2 separate regions of the Mus musculus genome follow, and region 2 is linked to region 1. Evidence: chromatin loops called from intact Hi-C (ENCODE). Cell type or tissue: heart. All regions are shown on one strand. Each heading gives the region's core, and the rest is flanking DNA. Links, peaks and the distances in the headings are about the cores only.

What was found. Hi-C counts contacts between places; a loop is a spot of excess contacts. Peaks named below come from ENCODE experiments on the same cell type or tissue, not always from the same donor. Only the 100,000 strongest peaks of a DNase experiment are listed, where the experiment ranks them.
Region 2: it touches region 1 in a loop (2.8-fold over the local background); 2 of 42 quality-filtered maps call a loop at or near these places.

The regions. Positions count from the first base shown.
Region 1 is chr2:162,654,148-162,665,910 of GRCm38, reverse strand. Ptprt (protein tyrosine phosphatase, receptor type, T) reads left to right here and starts at 4,764. Exons shown (of 31, transcript NM_001291150.1): 1 at 4,764-5,111. The coding sequence starts at 5,012. It overlaps 9430021M05Rik (RIKEN cDNA 9430021M05 gene), which reads right to left and starts at 4,748. Exons shown (of 4, transcript NR_033569.1): 1 at 4,485-4,748; 2 at 4,115-4,190. In heart, for the core only: a CTCF peak has its summit at 6,709 (motif pointing right); no DNase peak of the experiment used is centred there; H3K4me3 peaks cover 1,537 bases; H3K27me3 peaks cover 1,142 bases.
Region 2 is chr2:162,574,753-162,586,515 of GRCm38, reverse strand. All of the region lies in intron 1 of Ptprt (protein tyrosine phosphatase, receptor type, T), which reads left to right. Among named protein-coding and RNA genes, the nearest start is that of Ptprt, 81 kb to the left of the region's middle. In heart, for the core only: no CTCF peak of the experiment used is centred there; a DNase peak (open chromatin) is centred at 4,655; H3K27ac peaks cover 1,569 bases.

The DNA of each region.
Region 1 (11,763 bases), core at 5,590-8,089:
GGGCATAGGAGAAATCTTTCTAGTCACAGGGGCCTCCAGCTAAAGATGGATTTCTTCATAAAGGCCTTTTCGTAGACAGCAAGGTGATTGGCTGATCCAAGCCTTTAAAGAACCAAAAGGCTGGGTCAGAAGGTCACACTTGAAGCATACTTATGAGTTCTGAGTTGCAGTTGGGTTATTTATATTTGGTCTTGACAGACAGCATTAATGCATATTAATATCCCTACCATCAAAACACGACTCAAGTCAGAACTCCTGGCTCTGAGTTTGCACTGTGCGCACGGTGACTCTGCTAATAGAAAGGTTAACTTGTATTTCTGAATTATTGATGGTTGCTTGTTACTAATTTTTTTTCCTCAGAAAGGAGGAAATTATTAATGAAGAGATCATTGCCAATGTGTCTGACATCTATTAATGGTTTCATCTTGCAACCAGATTAAAAGAGACAGCTGGTCCATGAATTTATGTGTGGAGGCAGCTCCAAATACGCTGACAGCTCCTCAGGAGGGTGGAGCCTGGGCATCCACGTGGGCATCTCTTGGTTGGCACGGCTCTGTGTTAGGGCTGTCAGAGGTTTCACTACAGAAAGAGCAAGCAGCGTATGGCCTCGCTGCCTCTGACATTGTTTCAAAGTCTTCCATCACCCATGAAAGCCCACAAGCATCCTAGCTGTGCCAGTTCCTGGAACTTCCTTCAGGAATGTGTTATAACGTGGGTTCCAAACTCAAGCTCCTATCGGAATCACCTGGCAAGGCTGTCTAACTCGAAGATTTCCGGGTTCTACCTCCAGTGTTTCCATAGGGTTAGGGTGGGGCCTGAAAACTTGTATTGAGATATGTTCACAGGAGAGAGGGAGAGGAGGTGGGGGAGGGGAAGGGAGAGAAATTCTCCTGGTCCAGATACCCCATTTGCAAGTGAGTTTTAGGTCAGTGGTTGGTTGTCAGACTGTCCTATGAGACTTTTACCTAAAAAGAGGTCACACTTTGTCCATGAACTAAAGACATTAATATTGTGGCTGCCTATGCAGATTAGGAGCAGGCAAAGATAACATGCCAAATAAATGAATCTGTATGCTAATAAAGCTTTATTAACAAAATCAAGCAGTGGGCTGGATGTGAGTCATGGCCTATGGTTTGGTCACCTCTGCTGTACAAAAGTGTTAACAGATGTTTATATGAAAAAGTATCCATGTGTCAAGGTCTATGTATGTCTGTGGCACAATAAAACTTTATAATACAGACAATGGGTCAGACTTTGGAGAGGCGTGGCAACCGTGGCCATAGCAGTGTTAGTAGAAGTTTCTATAGCTGTGGCATTCGGCTGCTACTCACCATTTGTGGCCTCTGAACACTTGAAGTATTGCTAGATACAGACTGAAATGATGAATTATAAGCAACGTAGCAAGTGTATTCTTGGGTCCCAGAAAGAAGAGTGCAGCTACCCACAGCAAGTGAGGGGACACAGCATCTCTTCACACAGGCCTTTGTTTTCCCTGAGTCTCCTTCTCCTTATATATAAGATGGGGGTAAATCAAGGACCACACCACTGGCCTTTCTACACAGGTAGATGAGGCACTTTGCCCTTGAGTGTCTTTTCCTGGTTGCTGACAGGTTGGGAAACACTGGGACAGAAGGAGTCTGGAGACGAGGCCTGTCTCTGTGTGTTTTTCTGTCCTCTCTTTGTACATGCTTCCTCCCAGAGGGCATAGGTCACACCTGTTGCTCAGGCTGCAGTCTCAGCCTCTTGGACTCATGCTCACTGTGAGCACAGCAGGTGTCGCTCACTGTGGAGAGGGTACATCCCATTTTCCACTTCCTTGAAAACTGCCCAGATAAAGAGACAACATCTGAATTCTCCTGTTTCGACCCCTACTAGGGTTGGAAGGGAAGTCACCATGCAGATAGGAAAACTAAGGCTTCTAAAGGTTTGCCAAGCATCCCACAGGGTAAATGGAATACTGGCCCAGAGGATGAGAGGGAGGGGGAGGGGAAGGGAGAGGGGGGGGGGAGAGAGAGAGAGGCCTGCTGGTCCAGCAGCACTGGAGGTTGCTTGGTGGAGTACTCACTCCCTCTAGCTATCACAGGACACCCCCTGGGCTCTACCTTCATTCAGCACTGATGCAAAGCCTGCCCTGCACTAGGAGCCAAGAGGAAAGCACCCTCCCACTGGGCAGGTGGATGGAGTCAAATGGCTGTTTCTCTTCTCTAACCAGATATCCCCCCCCCCCCCTCCAGCTGCTAATGCAGGAAGTAAGGAATTGACCCTGGAGCTCTCGGAACCCTGGCCTTCTGAGAGGGTGGTTTTAGCTGGTTCTGAGAAGATCTTTAGGGCATTACTGATCTTGTGGGACCCACCCTCCTCCTTCCTTAAAGCTCCTCTGCCCTCAGCCCTGGGTGAAGCGTCCAGATGCATTGTGGGAACTGTCTCCTAGGACAGACAAGTGGAGAGATAGCATCTCCTAGGTGATGCACCTAGGGGACCAGGACAACAGGTTTGCTGACCAAATGCCTCAAAGAGAAACTTAAGTGAGTTTACCCGGGAAGGGATGTGAGATGGCCCTTCCAGGCAGAGGGAGCTGGTCTGGTGCAGTGTGACAGTGAGGCCAGATGCCAAAGCTTACCAGTCAGTAGGTGGAGCACAGGGCCTGGGAACTACAGCTCCAGACCAAACCCAAGAGGGTGCTGGTTTGAGACCCTGCAGCTGGGCAAGCAAGACCTGCTGCTGTGATCAGGTCACATTCTGCTAGTCGCTCACCAAGAAACAAGATGACTTTCCTTGGGGCCATGCGATCCCCATTCGGATTTTGGAGTTTTGGCTACAGTGATAAATAACATCCTGTAGCATGGGCTCAGGAGCTGAGGGATGGTGAGAGCCCAGAAGATGTCCCGAGAACCGCTATTTTATCCTTAGAATGCCTGAGAGAGGGGACGGATTGGCAGGCACTCAGGGGAACCCTGACAAGTTACACCAAACTACTTAGTGGCTTAGAGACCTCCTATTCCTCTCCTGGGTCAGAGCCCCCCCCCCCCCCCCCCCCAGTCTCCCATCAGCCAGGACAATCACAGCTGTGGGCTGGAGTCATGTTTCTTCTTAGAGGCTGCACTCTAACTCATTAACTTAAGGCTAGGCCTGGATAGACATGGGCTGGATCAAACAGTTGGGCAGTTTAGCTCTGAGCTGAAGGGATCTTCTATTCCTATTGTTCCCAGGGGGGCAATCATCCTGTGTCACCAGAGAACAGCCAAGGCTATGACTGCCCAGTCAAGTGCACTGTCAATATTAGTAAAAAATTTAAGGACCTGCAAGGTAGCTTGCAAGAGGTCTAACTCCCAGGCTCCCGCCACTCCCCCCCCCCCCAAAACCCCCCAGAGCACAAACCCTATTCCCTGGAGTGAGGGCTAAGCAGCAGGGTTTTCTTTTTTTTGGGGGGGGGAGGGGTCCTCTCCCCTGGGAGAGTGCTTTGACCAGGGAAGTGTGGGAGGTGCTTGGCCATGCAATGGGCTGGCCCCTGTGTTTATCTTGAGAAAAGTGGAGGCTGTGGAGGTGGAGGGAGGTCGTTCAGAGCCAGGTGGAAGCATTTGCCTGGAATTACAAGTGTGGGCTGAGAGAAATAAATGGGCTGGTGTTCAATAAAAAACGTCCACCTCGGCAGAGCTGGGGTACCAGTGAGGCTCTGCCAAAGCAACTCCAACCCAGAGCCCCTGGTGCCCCACTTTTGGAGATGCTGGCTGTGTTTGACTTCCATATGACTCCTAATGGTCTGTCTGTCCGGTTCAGTCCTTTGGGACTCCAACAAGGGAGTGGAATGGGGAGGGGGAAACACTTTGTTAAACCGAAGGAGGGCTTTGGGCAGGCAGTAAAGTGTTTACAAAGTAGGAATCCCTTCAGCATCTTTGGGTGTCCTTATCGAAGGCCTTTATATACAAGGCTCACATCCCTCCCCTGGTGGCAGGCCTGTGGGCTGTGGCAGGCACTGCCCAGTGATCTATGTCTTTAGGCCTTCAGCCCCAGCCAGGTCTTTGTTCAGACCAGGAAGCAAAAGGGGGAAAGCTCCATTTCTCTCTGAAAGGGAGAACAGGGGAGGCAGCTAGAGAAGGGGGAGAGATTCCCACACCTGTGTGTGTAGGGCGGGGTTAGGGACAAGAGAAAGAGATGTGTTGTGATTAAGGTCGGCTGTGCTGGACTGCTGACTAGATGATAGGGGATGAGGAAAGAGGGAGGGAAAGGGAGAGAGAAAGAAAGAGAAAGGGAGAATATGAATATACGAGAGAATTTTAGGGTGTGCAGGAGACCCTTCAACAGCTGTCCCCAGCTTTGCGAAGCATCCCCCTCCCGCAATTCACAGCCCTGTAGCGTCCGGAGTTGATCGGGCCTCTCCCTCCCCCTGCCTGCTCGCACTGCCCCCCCCCCCCCCAGTCACCTGTTCTCCCACCCTTACTTCAAAGGCTGTTCCAGGTTTCTCTCCTCCCCCCATCGCCTCGTACCTGCGCCCCCGCAGGGTAGCCTGAAAGCGATGCTCAGCTGGGTGGTGTGGCGCGGGGCGAAGAGGCGAATACCCCGCAGATCCTGTGTGTGCAAGAGCGATGTGTGTACGCGCTTGAGTGCGCGAGCGGCCCCGAGCCGGCCAGCCCGGGAGAGGGTGCGTGGGGGAGCCCGCGAGTGGCAGCCGCGGGCGTGTGCCAGGCGCGGGCGGGCGTGCGCGCGAGGGTGTGTGTGCGTGGCCGAGGCGGAGCGCCCGGGCGGGCGGCGGCGACGGCGGCGGCGTTAGGACTCTGGGGACACCGCCCCCCGGCCCCCGCGTCCCGCCCCCGCCCAGCCTCGCGCCTCAGTTCGCGCCGCGCCTGGGCTCGGAGCGCAGCGGCGCCGGCTCCCGCAGCCGGAGAGGAGCCAGCCCCGGGAGCCCAGCGGCGCGCACTGCCTGCAGCCGCGCTGGCGATGCGGGGCCGCCCCGCGCCCGCCCGAGTCCCGGCCCCGGCGCCCTCGGGAAGGGGCTGAGCCGCTTGCCGCCCGGATGGGGAGCCTTGGCGGGCTCGCCCTCTGCCTGCTCCGGCTCCTGCTCCTGGGGCTGCAGCGGCCGCCGTTGCCCGGCGCCGGAGCGCAGAGCGCCGCAGGTGAGTGCGCCCGCCGGGCTCCCCGGGCCCCTTCGCTCTCCCCAGCCCTGGGAGGAGAAAGTTGGGTCCCGTGGCCAGGGGATGCCGGGGCCCGGTGGGAGTCCCGTCCCAACCTCCGGACGCAGCTGCTGTGTCCAGGCGTGCCCAGTCCCGCTCCAGGTCCCCCCCTGGCCCCTCGTCGCCTTACTTTCCTGCCGCTTCCCCCCCACCCCCGGGCGGGAGTAACTTTGCGCGGCTGTTGCGAATATTTCCACTTGCTGCCTCCCACTTGTCGGAACCTGTCACTCGAGTGTTTCGGGGTGGAGGGAGGAGGCGCCGCTTCTCGCCCGGCGCGGAGCACTGTCACCCGGGCAGCTTCCTGGGCTGCGCGCTCTTGGAGTGGGGAGCACAGGTCCCTAGCAGGCCCAGGCTGCCAGGGCGGTGGCTTTTCCTTTCTCCTGGGAGACACTGAAGATCATCCAGTGTTGTTCTAAACACGCCGCTCCCCTTAGCGAGCCCTTAGCAGCTGGGACTTCCCATGGGAGTGTTCTTGTGAATGACCCACTCGGCTAAACCCTCACCTCACCTCGTGGCTCTGTCCAGAGTAATGGGTACCCTGCTAAGGCCCTTTAAGTGCAGTGGCTTTGATCAGTGAGCTAGTGGGCTTCTGAAAACTTCGGGACACTCGTCTTTCGGCTTGCCCATGGGCAGGTAGCTAGTTCCCCAGAGTGTGTCTAGTGTCTTCTTAGTGGCGACTGAGCTGAAGAGACCACTACCGAGGGTCTCTCTCATCACTAAAACCCCACTGGTAGGGCTTCCTTCCGTGAGTCCCTTAAAGAGGGAAGGAGAGGTGGGGAGGGATACCTCCAAGTTCAAAATCACCTCGAAGTTTCTTAGCACCTTTGGTTTAGGAGTGACCACACTGAGCTGCTGTCGCTGGTCGGGGTCGGGGGCGGGGGGCACGTTGAGGCATGTCAGCGGAACTTAGGAAAGGGTTCTTTTTGGATTGCTAAGCAACAGCTGTGCTCACATAAGAAATCAGGGGAGGAAGAAAGGGAAAGAAAGGCAGTGAGCCTGATGGAAGTCTCTAAACAGGCTGCTTTTGAGAGGAAGAACCGCCGGAGTGACATTCCGTTAGAAATGTCTTAGGTTTTCTTCCCTGACTTGATGTTAAAATGGAAACTGGACACAGGATGTATGGGAAGGAACAGCTTGTTTTCGTGCCAGCGAAGTTGAGCAAGGAGGCCACTCTTTTTGAGGTGTCTGAAGCTGAAAGGCTGGGACAAGAGGGGGAGAAAAGAGACGGCCGCAACATCATTCTGAAGATGCTTCAAGGCTCTTGTTTCCCTCGCTTTGGGGTCTGCGTTAGGTGTGCTGTGTCAGGAAGCTGGCAGGAGGGTGCTTGAGGCAGTCCTGGGGACCCGGGTATGACTTATGATTCTAATCTTTACTGTCTTCTAAGGCTTGGCGGGACATTCATACGTTAATAGTACTCACGTTCCCGCAGCAGAAACCGGATCAAACACGTCCCACAGACCTTTTTTGGGTAGCAGCTGTAAACCCAGAACCTGCTCCAGAAAGCTGTCCAGGGCTGAAACGCACGCCGGTTCCGCATGTTACCGCAAGGTGGCGCTCGCTCACAGCTGTTAAATGCAAATCGAGCCGCTTTCATCTCAGGGATAGAACTTCGGTTCAATTTTTAAATGAGTAATGTGTTTATTCAGCAGCCTTTTGTTAAAACATTTAGAGAAGTGTGAGGAGGAAGCACCTTTTCTTTGTTTGCTGCTCGGAACACACCGGGAAGAAAAGCAATCCTGGAGTACAGTTTGGGAAGAAATCGACTGCGAAGGCGCCATATGTTTCCTTTGGTTCTACCTGGGCCCATAGCTTTTGCAAAGCTACAATAGCATATATTTAGCAAGCGGCTGCGTTGTTCCCGGCTCCTTAAAGGAGTAGGATTAGCTTGTCTTGGTGACTTGGTGCGTTCTAAGCTCCGCTCATTTATAGAAATGGGCATCTTTTTTTTTTCTATACCTAGCTCATTATCGCTCTACTTTAATGCTAACTAGATCGTTTAAACTGGATTCTTCCGGGGCTTTCCTTATGAACATCTGTAATTGTCGACGCGTTAATCCTGCAACTGTTGACTTGTTAAAACGGACTTCTCTTCTTATTTTATTCCTCATTGTGGTATTGTCAGAATCCAAATTTGTTATAAGTATGATTATAGTTTGGGTCTCTTTTGAAAAAGCTTATTTTAAACTTTCTGCAAGTCTGAGTAAATAATGCATTTTAAAACTCAGTAGTGTGTTCTCCATATTCCTTTGATCTGAAGATTCCCCGGTCTCGGAAGCAATTTCAATTTGTGAGCTTACATCTAGGACATTGAGGGCTGATGGGCTTTGCTGTGACTGTTGGTCACAGTGTCCAAAAGTCGGAGTCAGAAGCTGTCATCAAAGGCAATTTCCCCCTACCTTACTCTACCCTGTGTTTCATGAGCCACTACATTTTTTTTTTTTTTGGCGAGGGATTATAGTAAAAGAAAAAAAGTGCTTTGATAATAGTTGGTAAACAGAACACATGATTTGGGAATGAGGGAAGGCTATGGCTACGTAATTAGATACGGGATAATTAGTCTATTTATCAGTGGGTTTCAGTATTACAAGTTAAAGCCAAATCTTGACAGGGACCGACTCTGGGTGGCAGTTGTAAGCAATGTAGTCATTTAACTCAATAATTGCTGCCAGATACCTCTGGGGAGCTGTTCCCACTACAGTTGCATTTTACTTTCTGTCCTGGATTGCTTGATTTGTTTCCTAATAACAGAACAATTAATGTGGAGACCTGGCTTTGATTCTGTTCCAGCAACAACAACAAACATGAAATAAATAGAGACCTCCGTCTTGGGTTACAGTCTGTACCTTTCTCTTCTGTTTCAGTTCCTTCTTGTTTATCCTAAGCACATTTCCACAGGCTTCAGGCTGCCAGCAGAGATGGCTTCTCTTGTAGTGTTATAACTGTCACCTTACAGAGCCATGATCAGAGGATATTACAGCATCGTTCTCTTAAGCACGGGATACTCCCATGACTCTCTGACTGCGTGTTGCTGTGGAAACAAGAGCATTGCTATGTAGGCAGTGGTCCTTGATAAATATTTATCGATGGTGATGAAGAGATGGTGGAGCCTCACAGTAACCAGGATGGGGAAGGAGTATCGTGTTTGGGAGGCAGCGTGGCTTGGAGAAAAGCACTGGAGCTCAATGTTCTTGGTTTGAATCTCACCTCTGCCTTTGGTACTGGCTGTGCCACATTGGACAGGCTGTTTATCTTCTCCAACCTCAAGCTCTTATCTGCAAAGTGAGGATAATTAGAGCTGCCTCACTGAATTTTGTGAGGACTAAAGCAGAAGATGCATGGGGGGGGGGTACTCTGTCCAGAGTGGGAGCCAACTGTTACTCTCCTTGGCATGGCTCTGTGCTCCTGCGTGTATCCGAGCTGGGGCCGTGGTGCTCCTGCCAAGCTAAGTGAAGCACTAAGCAGGAGACGGCTGGACTTTCATGATGCTTTTTAGTTTTCCATCCTTTATTCATTTTTTGGGGGGGGGGAGTGGGTCTTGATTCCCTGATACTATTTTTAGAAAGAAATTTCAAATGAAAAGTCCCAGCAAGTGACAGTAGTCAGTTTAGTTGTCCCAGAATTTGTGGAAAGAATGTTTTAACTGCACTTTGACCTTTGAACTGGCACAGATTTAAAAAGGTCATCAGGGTAAAATCTTTGGGGCTTATCACTGTTTCCTCTTTTTTGCATACGCTCCTCCTTTCTGGTCAGGCTCTGTCCCCACCTCTGCTCCTGCCTCTTATGAACCCCAGAAATAAAGTGTGCGCTGCACCTATGAAGTTGATAAATAAGCAAAGACTAAGACCAAGGTATAGCAGGCTATGGTATTCCAAGGAACAAATTTAAAACGCTATGAGAACAAGCTGTGTCCAACAGGTGTGATGGGTTTAGGAGCCGGCACCACGAGGCTAGGAAAAGTCAGTTAGGATGTTTTATGGCATCTTAGAAAATGGATTCAAATGGAGTGAGAGAGGAAGGAAGCCACAGGGTTTAATTGTTAAATCAGATGTAGTTAAAGGGACAGTGGTAATCAGTTCAGATGAACCAGGATACTACCCCCCCTCCCACCCCCACCCCCGCCCACCGACCCCCACTGGGCCTGTTGAAAGTGAATCTCAATACAGGAATGAGAGGCAGAGAGATGGAGGGACAACATGTGAATGGCAAATGGTGACACTTAGGGCCTCTATGGTCCCCAGATCTCAGTGTGATTCACTTGGCATTTCCTATGTACACACCAGGAGGGCTACTCAGAAGCCCAGTGGGATCCGTATTCAGTAAGTCACTAAGAAACATACCAAGTCTGCAGGGTGGTAGACCCACACTGGAGTGTTGAATGAAGTACGCGTCTCACTCATACATCCAACCTCTGCACACCAGTGGAGTGTGCATAGGACCCTTTGTGGTTTTTGAATATTCATATTAAAATTTTTATTGGGTGCCGGAGGGACTAAAAAGCAGCAAAAAGCATTTTTGGTGATTAGTTTGTCAATTTCTTTAAAACGGGAAACCTGCATCTGCCATAGGACGACGCCCTCATGCTTTTAGGAACCTGCCTGGCAGAAATTAACACACAAGTCCAGAGGAAGATGGGAGCATGAATGCTCGAAGAAGTATTATTTGGAGTCGCCCCAAATGGAAAGGAACCCACGTATCCATCCGATTGGATATTGCTGCTAATAAAAGAGAGTGAATTTCGGATATCTGCTAAGACATATATCAAGAATCAGATGCTAAGTTAAAGCGGCTAGATGCTTTTCATAGTGTATGGGGGACTCAGAAAAGGCAAACCTATGGAGAACATTGGCTTCCCAGGCTGGGCACGGGCAGGGGTTCTCAGCAAGCTGGTGTGAGATCGCTTTTTTGAGACGATGGAATTGCTTGACCGCTGGGAAGGAGGCGATCCTGATTGGTTAACTCCAGGAATCGGCAGGACATGCTAGAAGGATATACTTAGAGTGGGTGGAATGTTGTGGAATTAAATCTTTAAACTGTTTACTTCAATGTGAGCTTCCAAATGAAGTGTGTGGTATGATCTTGATGAAGCATTTCTCTGCTTCCACATCTGTAAAGCAGGAATACCACCAGGCATCCAAGGAGAGTGTCTTATCTCGCTCCAGTTTCCAAAATACTTACATGGGATACTTGCAAGGCCTGTAGGTTTTTAGTCTCTTTAATCTGTGAATTAAATCTCTAAACTAGTTGCCTCCTTACTCATTGCTTTGGCAATAGTTAAAATAAAATTTAAGGCTATGAAGTTTTGGCAAAGAACTCGAGTAATTAGATGGCTCTATGCATTTTTGAGGTTGAAAGCAGGCTCTTTGAATACTGCTAGCAGAATATTGACTTCCAGGCAGCTAGGATGAGAGTCTTAAAGCCCACACCCACAGTGACACACCTACTCTAACAAGGCCACACCTACTCCAACAGGGCCACACCTTCTAATCATGCCACTCCCTGGGCTGGGCATATATAAGTCACGATAGCAAGGATGTGGCAGTTTAGCAGAAGCATCTTATGCTTCCCAGATAAACACAGGTGTAGTGCTTTTTGGCCCTGGGTTTCCAGCCAAGATAAATAGCTGCACAGTTGAGGAAAAAAAAAAAAAAAGCTCTGTATTGGTTTTCTGTCTATCTTTTTTAGGGGCTTCCATCAACTCTCTGGAATAGTGTGTGTGTGTGTGTGTGTGTGTGTGTGTGTGTGTGTATGTAATATGTGCATACATGTTTTAGGCATCAAACCCAGGTCTTGCACATTGCTAGGCAAGTGCTGCACCAATGAACTATATTCCCAGCCCCTGGCTTTGGATGTAGGCTCTTGCTCTGTGGTTCCCCATGTACCACCATGTCTGACTTTCATGCTGATCTTAAACCAGTGTTACCCATCTTGATCTTTTTTTTTTTTTGCCATCTTGTACCTTGTGCTCAGACAGGATTCAGAGCTCATGTCCCTCTGTCCCTGAGCTCCTGCTTCATGGCATCCTCTCAGCCTGCTTCTCAGAATGCCCCAGACACCACTGTATCCCCTTTTGTCTCTTGGGTCTGGAAATGGTCATGAAAACAGAATCTGTTTTTGTGAGTCATCCCCCTTGCCCGGCAGGTGGTCATGTTTTCATCTCAAAATGGCAGTTCAGCTGTCTCCTTGTTATTGAGTAAAGATGAATGAAAGAATGAGTGACTGCATAGGCAAACTCATATCAGCAGGCATAAAAAATGTTTTAAAAGTACCTGCTATCGGATGGTCTTGACTTCCTCAAGTATTAATGACTTGTTTCTGCTCGCGTGATCACAATTTGGGCTGTGAATCTCCTCCACACCACATCCTTTCTCACTATCTTTGAGAGTTCTTATTTATTTATTTTTGACAGTAGGCTGGATCTTAGGTTAACCACTAGGTATTCTGACTCAAACATACATCTGGGTGATATTTTAAGAGTCCTGGGGACATCAACACATGAGGTGTCCATTTGTGCTTTTGTTTGAACATTAACCTAGAACGGGATAAAACAGAGGCATCTGGTAATGTTAGGGATGGAAACGAAATCTAAACAGCAGAG
Region 2 (11,763 bases), core at 3,208-5,707, 77 kb after region 1:
GTGTGGATGCTACATAGTGTCATAAAAGGAGGAAGGTGTGACTCTCAGAAGAGGGCACTCCGTTTGATTGACATATTGGTCTTTCCAGATCTTCTTGGATACAATCTGCAGGTTGCCCTTCCATGAGAACAATGCCTGCCATCATTTAGGTTGAAGCTTCAATGAGAATGTATTTGTCATGAGAGTGCAAGCCTCAGTTTCTGATCTTGATAGTAAAACAAACCTAGTTTCTTATAATTGGCTTTGGATCAGAATGCCTTGGACTTGGCTTAGAGAATGGTGTATTGTAGTGTTCCTCTGGTGTAGGGGTAGAGGTGGGGGTGAGGCTGACTCTTGTCTTCTCTCAACACCTTTCCATATATGGAACATATCTCTTTAGTCTATGTCATCCTCATTTGAAAATGCTGCAAACTTACGTTTTGAAGATTAATTTTAAGTCGTGTATTTGTATGTATGTATGTATGTATGTATGTATGTATGTATGTATGTATGTATGGATGTATGTATGTTGGTCCATGGTGTGTGTGTGTGTGGGGGGGGGGTATGTGCACTTGAGTGCAGGTGCTCATGGAGGCCAGAAGAGGGCACCAGATCCTGCAGAACTGGAGTTACATGGGTTGTGAGCGTCCCTGTCCATGGGTACTGGGAACTGAATTCATGTCCTCTGCAAAAACACTATGTACTCTTATCACTGAGCCTTCTCTCTAGCTGCCAAAATTATGTGTTGGAAAGGAAACTTGAGCAAGATTCAAAGGGATAGTTCTGTCTTGATTTTTGGATGGCAGAAAACAGGAGATAGTGGGTGACCTTTGGCTCCAGATAGCCATTAGATTACATAGATCCCTGCTATTTATTTCCTGTTGGGTCATTGGTGAGAATAGTGAATAAGTAGTATGTCCAGGCATAGTGCTGTATATTAGAACTAAATCATGAGAGTTAAATTTGGGGGGTAAACATTGTGTAAGCATGGACTTCAAAAGTGTATGCAACTGGCTTGAAGTCTTTCATGATAGAATAGGTTTAATGGTAGATGGTAGTCACCAATTCCTGTTTCCTCCCTCTAGCCACGTGACTCTGTATTTCATTCCAGAGGAGATGGAGCACACCTCTCTACCCAGTGTGTTGACATCATCCCCATTACTTACCTGAGCCAGCACCATGCCCACGGAGGTATCTGTGCCCAACCTAGGAAGCAGCATGTGTTTCTGCTGGTATCTTGTCCTTTGGTTACTACCTTAAAATGATCAGACTCACCTAGTTCACCATTTCAAGGAGGACTAGGGTCAAGTGAGCCAGATTTGAAGCCCAAGCAAAGCCTTGATGGACCACTACTAGACCACTGGCGTCTGGATACCTTTGTTCAGATTTATAATGTGTTCTAGTCACTGAGGTTGGGCTAGTGTTTTGTGTGACAAGTTACACGATTCAATATGTATTAATTCACATGGAGTTCATGGTTGATGGGTTTTCTATTTTGCTTTGTTTTCTTTTTTATTTATTTTATATGTATGGGCATTTTGCCTGCACGTATATTTGTGCACCACATGCATACGTGATGCCTGTGGAGGCCAAATGAGGGTATCTGATCCTCTAGAACTGGAGCTACAGATGGTTGTGGGCCACTGTGTGGTGCCAGGAATTGGACCCTGGTCCTCTGGAAGAACAGCAAGTGCTATTGACCATTTCTTCCCATGCAGGTAGGTCTGGTACTCAGCTGGTGGGCTTTGGTGCAGTCTTCTATTCTGTTTTTAATTTTGTGACATTGATATTAGTCTTGTTTAATGAACATTGTCCAAGGAAAGACCATGAGTGATTTACTCTCCTGATCTCATTCCATTCCTTATCTGTGTGCTCTGGTTTATAATCCATCTTAACACCTAGTGGCCTCCATCCTACCAGGGGCATCTGAGAGCTAATGGCTTTGTAGACATTGAGATTCTTGATTCTACAGGGTCTGCTCTGCGATTAACATGCTATGATTGTATGGGGCCAGCTGCTAGATGTACTCAACCAGAAATGCAACTCTTTGGTAGCTCTATTTGACCAGGTCAATAGTTGTGTCTGTGGCACTAATTAGGCCAAAGTTGTGAGTTCTGTCCCTTGACAAGGACCAATTCCAGTCATGGTTTGGAATTCATTTCCCAAAGGCAAAGGTTTCAGCCAGCACCCAGAGTTGGTGTTAAGTGGGAAATGGAGATTAAAGTGGCCTCAGAACTGCTTTGAGAACCAACCTGTGGTTGCCACAACTGTTGAGTGTGCTGTGCTATGTTGAGGGATGTATAGATGATGTCCTCAAGTTCTGCTCTTGAAGAAGAGAAAAGCAAGGTTCAGTGGTTCACTCAGGCAGTTGCTTATAATAGAGCGATGAGAGTACTTGCCCAGACAGACCCACAGGTCGTCCTGTTGTCAGCCTGGGTTGCTTATTCTTGGATTACACAGGAAATAGAATTGGGATTTGGGGTTAGGAAGCTCTTCTTATGAGAGCCTATTCTATGCTGTGTGGGACACTTAGCAGAATGTATGTCTTCTCTCTATACTCCTTTTCTAGGTAAGAAGGCCCAGCATGTTTCTAGACATTGCCAAGATGAGCTTGTGCCCTGAATGAGAACTATGATTAATGGTGTAATTGGTAGTCCAATGAGAGGAACCTGGTCCAGAGTGGGAACCTCCAAACCACAACTCATTTGGAGATTGGTTTTAAGTGCCTTGGTATCTTCTGACCTTGCTTAGGCTATATACACAAGGAAGACCTTGGTCCTCAATTGGACCATGTTTGGTTCTTCTGATTTTCTTGGTAGCTTGTATATCCTGCCACCTTCTTAGCTTATGGAGGGCAGTGATGTGGTAACTGGGTATCCCCTCCTAGACCACATCCTCAGGCACTGGCTCCATGAGAGAGCAACTTAGGAGGGAGTTGAGGGAGGGGAGAAGTACTCCAGAGAGGAGAAATTCACCATCATGGGTGTTGATTCGTCATCACCACACACCTACACACACACACACACACACACACACACACACACACACACACACACACACACACTGACGTGCTGTTCTGCCCAAAACCCACTCAACAGAGTGCCTGGCATATGGGTAATGCTTAATAAATGCTGGCTATTATTACTGTTATTATTAATGCTATTTATAACCACAACTCTTTTTTGTAAAATAAATAAATAAGTAGATTTGGGAATAACACTCCCCAAGGCTTCCGCACTATTAGTATTCAACTTATTTAAATTTAATTTTTGCAAGGTCCTGTGTTTAATTTTAAAAAACCCAGTGAATTATTAGTATTTTAATGACTAATGACACTTAATAAATAACACTGGCAAGGGCTCAAATAGGGTGCCATTTAATGTAATGTTCTACCTATGTTTTCTCAAGAAAGGGACAGGGAAAAACAATGCTTACAGAAAGTTGCACACCAGGACCAAATGTTCTCTATAATTTGAATTTCTTGCCTTGTGATTAGTGAGGTAAATAGCCTTATCGTGTCCCTGAGTCTATGTATCTTATAGGGAGAATGCTCAGCTAATATTAATTTCCCTTAGATCTTACAGAGTGTGTATTATGTGCTGTTGTGTTATAAGAGTTTTAGAGATATTAATTCATTAATCCTTGTAAGAACCATGTAAGGCAGCAACTAGTTTATTTCTAGAAGAGGAAACTGAGGCATAGAAAATGTGTCTGCTTGAGGCGCGTGACGAGGGAATGCACAGCAGGTGGTTTTAGTACGTGGCTTTATAACCCATTGTTCACCTTACCTCTTCAGGTGACAGGTAGGACCTGGACTAGGAAATGGTTTCCAGCCTTCCTGAGGTGCTAGGGAACAGCAGTGACACACATCAAGCAGGCGTGTCTCACATTAGATCTTGGAGGCAGGAAAGAGTGTCACACCGAGAGCAATCTAATTTGTTATATTACAGAGGAAGAACCAAAATGCCCCTGTGTACACAGTCCATCTTCCGTGAGGCTTGGTCATGTGTTCACCGAGTCTCTGGTTTGGAGCACAAAGCCCTTGACATGACTATGTACATACAAGCTTTTGATGTCTGTAAAAATGCAAATCATAAAAGGTATGCATGTACAATATGATGGGATAGTTTCACACTTTACTGTAGTATGTCTAACAAAACCTCTATCTATAAAACAGGGGTTATCACAGGCCTGGAATTTGCCAATTAAGGCTAGGCTGGAAGACCCACGAGCCCCACGGATCTGCCTGTCTCTGCCTCGCCAGCTCTGGGATTGCAAATGTCCACCACCCTGCTGGGCTCTTTTATGTCAGTTTTGGGAATCAGCCTGAGGTCCTAACGCATGTCTAGTAAGCATTTTACCCACTAAGCATCTTCGCAGCCCAGTGCATATTCTTTCTTAAATAAGAGTTTCTGAAATGTTCATTGTTGTTTCAGTTATGAAAGGGACATTCCTACCGAGGCTGTGGGAATACTTCCCTGGTTGCCAAACTTTGCTCCAGCAGTAATTCCATGCCTTCCATCCTCGATCTGAGGCTTTGTATCTATCTCTCAGCATAGGTGAGTTTTCCCTCAGTGGGCATAATGTTGGGACACAGTTCCTCTTCCTCTGCCTCCTGTACCTCACCATCCGAGGCTTGTCAGAGACAGCACGAAACCCTGTCCAGGCCATGTCACTGACCTTGATACTATTTTGGGCTTTTCTGGTGGTGACAGCTCTCAACCCTGTCAGACAGAGATGGTAGATGAGCCAAGTACTTAGGAAAACTGTTATCAAATTAAAACCCAAGCAGGATCCAATGTGAGCTCTGTCTATAAATAACTTATGAAAAGTGAAAAGATGTTTCTGTTAGCAAATTTAAAATAATCGTTAGAATCCTTCAACAGATTGCTGCTAATTAGATTGAGAATTAAACAGCTTTGTATGAGCGTAGAGTTAATTAATAGCTCATTACTTTTTTAATAAGCCAAATTCATTTGGAAACAGAAGAGAGACGGCAAAGTTCATCATGGATGAGACGTTAGATTGGGATTATTTCTCCTTCCCTTGATGAGAGAAGGAGTTTAATTAAAGCAGGGGACACATTTGTATCACGAACGAGTTGCGTGTGATCTCTAGTACTTGGGGCTGGAGAAATCAGCGACTCTCCTCATTTAAAAAGCCTCCTTGGGATCTACAGGGTTAATATAAGTTATGCTCAACATCTGTTCAGCTCTTGGGTTCTTCAATTCACTGATCAAGCCAAAACTTTTTGAAGCTGGGCAGATTCATTCAAACTCGTAGACATTTATTGTAGTCCATACTGGTTTTATTTCCATCCCATTTTTGTCCAGGTACCCTAGGGTCTCCCTTTGAAGGCTAGGCTCCATTTTCCTGACTCCCTCACTTCCCCAATTCTATCTTTCTACATAGTCTCAATTCTCATTATTTCTTTATCTGGTTTCCTGACCCTTCAGTGCCCTTTATATTACAAAACATGGGGCAGAATGGAAATAACGAATTGAATGCCTTTAGGATTTTGAAGCCAAGTGCATTCTGGGTATGCTATAGGACACTCTCCATTCCATTCTTTCAGAGCATCAAGGTGCCCTGTGTCTACAGTATGTTTTCTTCCATCAGTTATTCTCGACACACTTCAGAGATTAGGTATATGAATTTGACTTTCAGGGTGTGTGTGTTTGTTGAAGTATAGTTTCCACAATTTTTTTTTTTTTTTTTTTTTTTGCCTATTCAACTCAATGAAAGCCATCCCTTGTTTTTGAGTGAAGTAGATAAATAGATGTTGCCTAGCTATAAGCCACATGGATAAACAACACTTCCAACACTGAGCCTAGATTTTTGCTAAGTCTATTGAGTTCCTTTGCCTGCCTATTGGGGACTTCTCAATGGCAATAGGAAGGAATTGGAAAGAAAATGCTTTTGTCTAGGGACATATTAAATATCTGTCTACTGAAAAGATGAAGTCTCTCTTATATCTGAACCATGACATGTACATATGGTTTTCATTACTGTTCTGCTATTTATTTATTTATTTGTTTGTTTGTTTGTTTGTTTGTTTATATATATTTATTAATGCTTTGCCTGCATGTATGTCTGTGTGAGAATGTCAGATTCCCTGGAACTGGAATTACAGACAGTTGTGAGCTACCATGTGGGTACGGGGAATTGAACCGAGGACATTTGGAAGAACGGCCAATGCTCTTCTTCTCTGAGCCATGGTTACCTTTTGATTGAAACTGTGGTTGATTGCTCAGCATGCCCATCTGGTAACTATAACCCATTTCAAGGACTGTATAGACGTTACAGAGAAGAGCTGCTGGGCTCTGATGCAGTTTTATGCTGTGGTATTGAGGCATCCCAGGACTAATTAGAATACCCTGTTTCTTAAAAGGTGATCCAGGCTCAGAGGGATCAAGGGTACAAATCTCTTCTGAGAAATTTTCTTTTCTTCCCTTTCCAAATCAGGACGTAGGCTCTCCAGTTCTCTGCTCTTCACTAGATTATTAATTCACTTTTGAAAAGAGCTCTATTGTTTACACCAGAACCCAGATTTCCAGGAAAGAATCAAAATAAGTGGACACATAAGTTCTCTAACAGGTCTTTCCTGGACACTCTTCCTGCCAAAGGTAAGTGTTTAGTCCTAACTTGGGAGCCGAGTTTTAAAATTATCAACTCGTTTTATTCACTTTCCTGATCTCCTTTCAAGAGCATCCCGTTGTTCATGGGCTAAAAGTGAAATGTTTTACTCTCCTGTGTCACATCTTGCTTTTGTTCACACCCACTTGCTCCGTGCTCTTCTGCTACCTGATTTAGCCCTGCTGGTGTCCCTGAAAACTTCTAGAACATTCCAAATTTGTTTTCAGCCCCAGAACCTTTGTAAATGCTGGGTCCTCTGTCTATAAGTGTTGTTTCTCTAAATCTCATCTTCATTACAGGTCTTGTTCTTAATCGTGACTGCTGAAGTGAGTTCTCCTATGCTTGCCTAACCTAAACTTGACTTTTCTCTTGGTCTCTTATATGAAATAATTCTTATTTCCCTCTTATATTCCCCTATATATCTTCTGTATTCCCCTATATATCCCCTCTATTCCCCTGTATATTTTCTCCTATATAAATTCCCCTGTAATTGTCTGGTTTTGTAAAAAGGGGATTGTTTGTTTGTTTTTTTTTTTTTTTCTTTTTCACTTGAACATATATACAGTGAAAGCAGGGACCACATCTGACCTGCCCAGGTCCACATCCTCAGCCCCAGGTACAGTAGAAGGAAAGTAAGACCTAATGAAAAAGTAAACACTGACTGTAGATTTCAAAGCCAGCAGGACCAAAGGCCAGGGATGAACTCAGAGCCTACAATTGATGGCTCAGGGCCAAGGTGAAGTCTTGTGGTCTGAGACTGGTGGACACCAGTGGTTGCTGACCCTTAGGTGTTCTTCTGACCCAATATCTAGCATATCTGGGACAGTATACTTTCCATCTGAGTCATTTACAGGAACACTAAGTCCCACATCCATGTAGATATTGAGAGGCATCCAACTGCAGTCTCTTCGTCTATAGTCTTCTTCCCTTAGGATGAACTCTGGCCCCTTTCCTATTTTGTCTGGATAGGATAGGTTGCATGACTACATTCTGCTACTTGTTTCTTTCTCATGGATTTATTGAGTACTGGAGTGAAGAGATACAGCTAAGAAAGGAAAAGAGGGGTGAGGGTTTGGGTAAGGGTGTGCTCTCGCCAGTCCAAGTGTAGACATGGCAGGCAGCATTTATCCTTTTCTGGGACGTAGGTAGATTGCTACTGGAGGCAACACTGGGCCAGTGCATTCCTTATTACTTTAAAATAGAGGCTCAGAGAGAATATGGCTCTTCACATCTTTTAAAAGGCGTTTTTAGATTTCAGGCCCTGGAGACTCTTTTATGATTGTCCAAGGGCAGAGCTCAGAGCAGTGATTTGAACGCCCTGAAATACTGGGGCTGCAGAGACATTTCCTTAGTTTCTCCTACTGTAGCTCCAGCACCTTCCGTGCATGGGTCTCCATGCAGTTCCAGGAAGACTGGGGGCTTTGAGTTTGAAATGTTCTTGTAAACAGAGAAGGGAAGCTTAGGTTTAGAAGCCCCTTATGGGGACAGATTCCTTTCCTCCTCAATCCTGGTTCTCAAGTCTTTGGGTTCATTTTGCTGCATGACTATCTTCTATGGCTGTATAAGGAGTTATCTAAGATGGAGTGACTCTGGAGCATGCGTGGTGGTTGCCTCTCATGATTTTGTGTGCTCATTTGACTGAGTGGCACAGGTCCATCTCCAGGTCTGTTATGAGACAGTGTCAGGGCATATTAGGACTGGAGGCATCTGAAGGCCTGATGGGCCGGAAGGTCAAGGTGGCTGCTCCCTACGGCAGCAGTCCATGTTAGACGTGAGCTTAGTGCTTAGCGGTGACAGTCGTCCGATGGATGGAGGAGCATTGAGGCCACACTGCTGGGCAAGGCATACACAGGACACTCTTCTGTATTCTGACTCTGGGGAGGTGGAAGGTCTGAGGCTAGCCAGGACTACACAGTGAGGCCATGGCTCAGACAAACCCACACGAGTGATGACAAATCACATTGTGGAAGACCCTGTGGAGAAGGAGCTAGTGCTGTAGCCATTTTTGTGGAGCTCACTATATATCTGGTTCCCATATTCTCCCTGACATTATTATTGATGATTCTCTGTGCTGAGGATTTGTCCACCATGAAATCATTTTAACATTTAAAAAGTGTTACAGAGTCCAATATATCAGATCAAGATGCCACTCGTTTAGACTGTGTATGTGCACGCGCACGCGCGCGCACACACACCACACACACACACACACACACACACACACACACACACAGAGTCACACCCACAGTCAGACACCTGTACACACATATTCCTTTCCCTCCCCCTCCTCCCTCCCTCCCATTCCCCCCTTCTCTCTCTTTCTCTCTCTCAAATACACACACACACACACACACGCACACACACAGACCCACAAACATACACATAATCTCAGACACATGTACAGACACATTCCCTCTCCTTCCCCCACTCCAGGTATTCTTCAACCCCTATAGCCACCATCCAGGTATTGAAATTTTGAGGCCCCTCCTTCCCTTCCTGTGTTTGGGAAGTCCTCATGTGTACACCTGGTTTAATTTTGGCTGCTGTAGCATAATTATAACTGCTGGATCGATCCTTTTGGCTGAGAACAAAGTGCCCATTAACAGGGCTAGCTCCATGTGCCTATTGAGACGTTAACCAGAGAGCACTGTTAAATGGCTGCCGTTTTTCATCTTTTGTGACAACATTTATTCTGGCATTCCCTCCACCCTGTGGAAGATGGTGCCTTGTATTTTGTTTTGTTCTTTTAAGTGGAGCGCGTGGAGTCTTGGCTTGTATTACCTCTTTAGTTTTCAGGGGAGATTAGTCAAGTAAGTTGGTAGATGCATGTTTTTCTTCCATCCCTTGCTGCCTTTTTCTTTCAGCAAACTTTTCTAAAGGTGATGAATAGCAGGCAAGATGAAATGTCCACCCTCTGCAGACTGGCTGTCTCCTGCATGCCCCCAGCTGCATAGCAATCCGAGGCTCTTTTCTCCCTTATTCAAACTGCCTGGAAGTTTCGCATACTTTTTTTGAAATCTTCATTTCCCTTGAACATTCTTTGAAGAAATCAGCATCCTGTTGTCCACGCTCCCCCTCCCCATTTAAGTCGAAATAGAAATGTTTACAGTATTAAGTATACTTACTATTCAGTTTAGATTTCATTGTCCCCCATATGTTATGTTCCACACTGGCAGAATTCTGGGTGGGAAAGCATTAACCCTTTACTTGGATTCTGAAATTTTGCACAGCAGTTGGACTTGGAAAGCATGAGCTGCAGAGGATCTTGGGAAGCTCAGCCTAAACCCTGAGTTTTGCAGAGAAGTTCAGAGAAAGAAGGTGGTTTTCTCAGAGTAGACCAGCAGTTTAACGGCTGTCTGAGGCCAGAGCAGAGACTCTTGGATGTCTTGGTTATACTGCTTGGCTGGTCTGGTCTAGATTCTCACTGGCTTGCCTAGACCCAATTGTCCACCTCTTTCTCCCTGTATCCTTGTGAAGGGAAGAGCTTAGGGCACCAAACAGTGAGTGAGTCCGTGGCCCCCATGACACAAAAGGGAAACCCTGAAAGCTGACTTTAACTGAAATCTTGGTGAAAGTTCCATGCCCTATTATTTGATACTTATATTCCCCTACCCTTTGCATCCTAGATGTGCATCTTCGGGGTCATTCATCTTGTTTGCAGGAGACAGCATCTCTCATTGGCCTGGAACTTGCTGTGTTTGGCTAGAGTGGCTGATCACCCAGCCAGCCATGGGGATCATCCCCCTGTCTCTATCTCCCCAGGGCTGGAAGTATATGTGTGTGCCACCATGTCTGCTCTGGCTTCTTCTGTGGGTTCTGTGGGTTCTGGGGACTGAGGTCGGTCCCTCCTGCTTGTATGGCAAGCATCTTGCCCACTGAGCCATCTCAGAGCTCAGCCCCTTTGTGTTTTGTAAGGGCTACAACACGGAGTACTTGTTTTACGCAGGGACCTCTGAGGAAAGGCAGAGGAAAGAATGGAGTCAAGTCAAGACTGAGCGGTTGAGTTGGCACAGATGTTGATCTTCTGGAGGGGGACAGGGACCAGATAAAGGAAAAGCTAAAAGCATTGGGTCTCGTCTGTAGAGAGCAGTGTGTCAACTCAGCATGTCTCAGATTCCATGCTGGTTTGTGAGAACTGAGATGGAGGCACGCGCGCACGCGTGTGCACACACACACACACACACACACACACACACACACACACACACACGGGGTGTTACTGATCAGCACATTTGAGGCAGGCTGGAAATCTTCATTTCTAGCATGCTCTACTACAGCCTTGTTCTCCACCCTCCTTTTGGGCAGCCTAGCCAACACTGGTCACTCTGCTGAGTGTGTGGGAGGCCAGCTGCACCACCCTTCCCATGCCTCATTTTTCTTCTTGGTAAGAGAGCCTAGGAAAGTCGCACCCCATTGGATATTTTGACCTCATAATGGTCAGGTACTTGCGGACAATATCCCACGTGAGACACCATTGAAGAATGACTTGAGGTAGGATGTAATTAAGTCCTTAGCAACCACTGCATCCCTCATTGGGCATCTGCGGGAGTGCTTATCTGTTCAGTACTCACAGAAGCCCTGCAAGGTAGATACTGTTATGTTACCCACGTTTGCAAGCGAGGGAAATAACTTGGTGAGTCATGGAGCTGGGATTAGATACAGTCTGTCTGTCTGTTGTGACATGACGCAACTATTTTAGAAGTCTGCAGAGTCAAAATGTCTCCAGCATCAGTGACATGGGTGATAATGGGTCTTGTGTACTGAGCACCTATTCTTTGCCTCAGGCCACGTTAAATATTTTACATTTCACCCATATTAATGTCCTGAGGTGAAGGTGAAGGTAGATGTTTTTGTTTGTCACGAACTATAGGAGCTCAAGAGTTCCGTTCGCTGTCTGATGTCATGCTCAGTAAGTGGCAATGCTGGGCTATGAACCTGAGTGGGATCAGCTCAAAGCCTGTGCTCCAGGCTGCTCTGTTACATTGGCTGGCTGGTTCACACATCTCCCAACACTGTCACCTGACATTTCAGGTAGTATTCTTGTGGTTGGTGTCACTGGAGACTTGGGAAACAATGGCATTTTGTGAGGAGCAGAGATGGATTTGATATGAACATGGTGCATAACTCTACTGACTGTAAGTATCATTT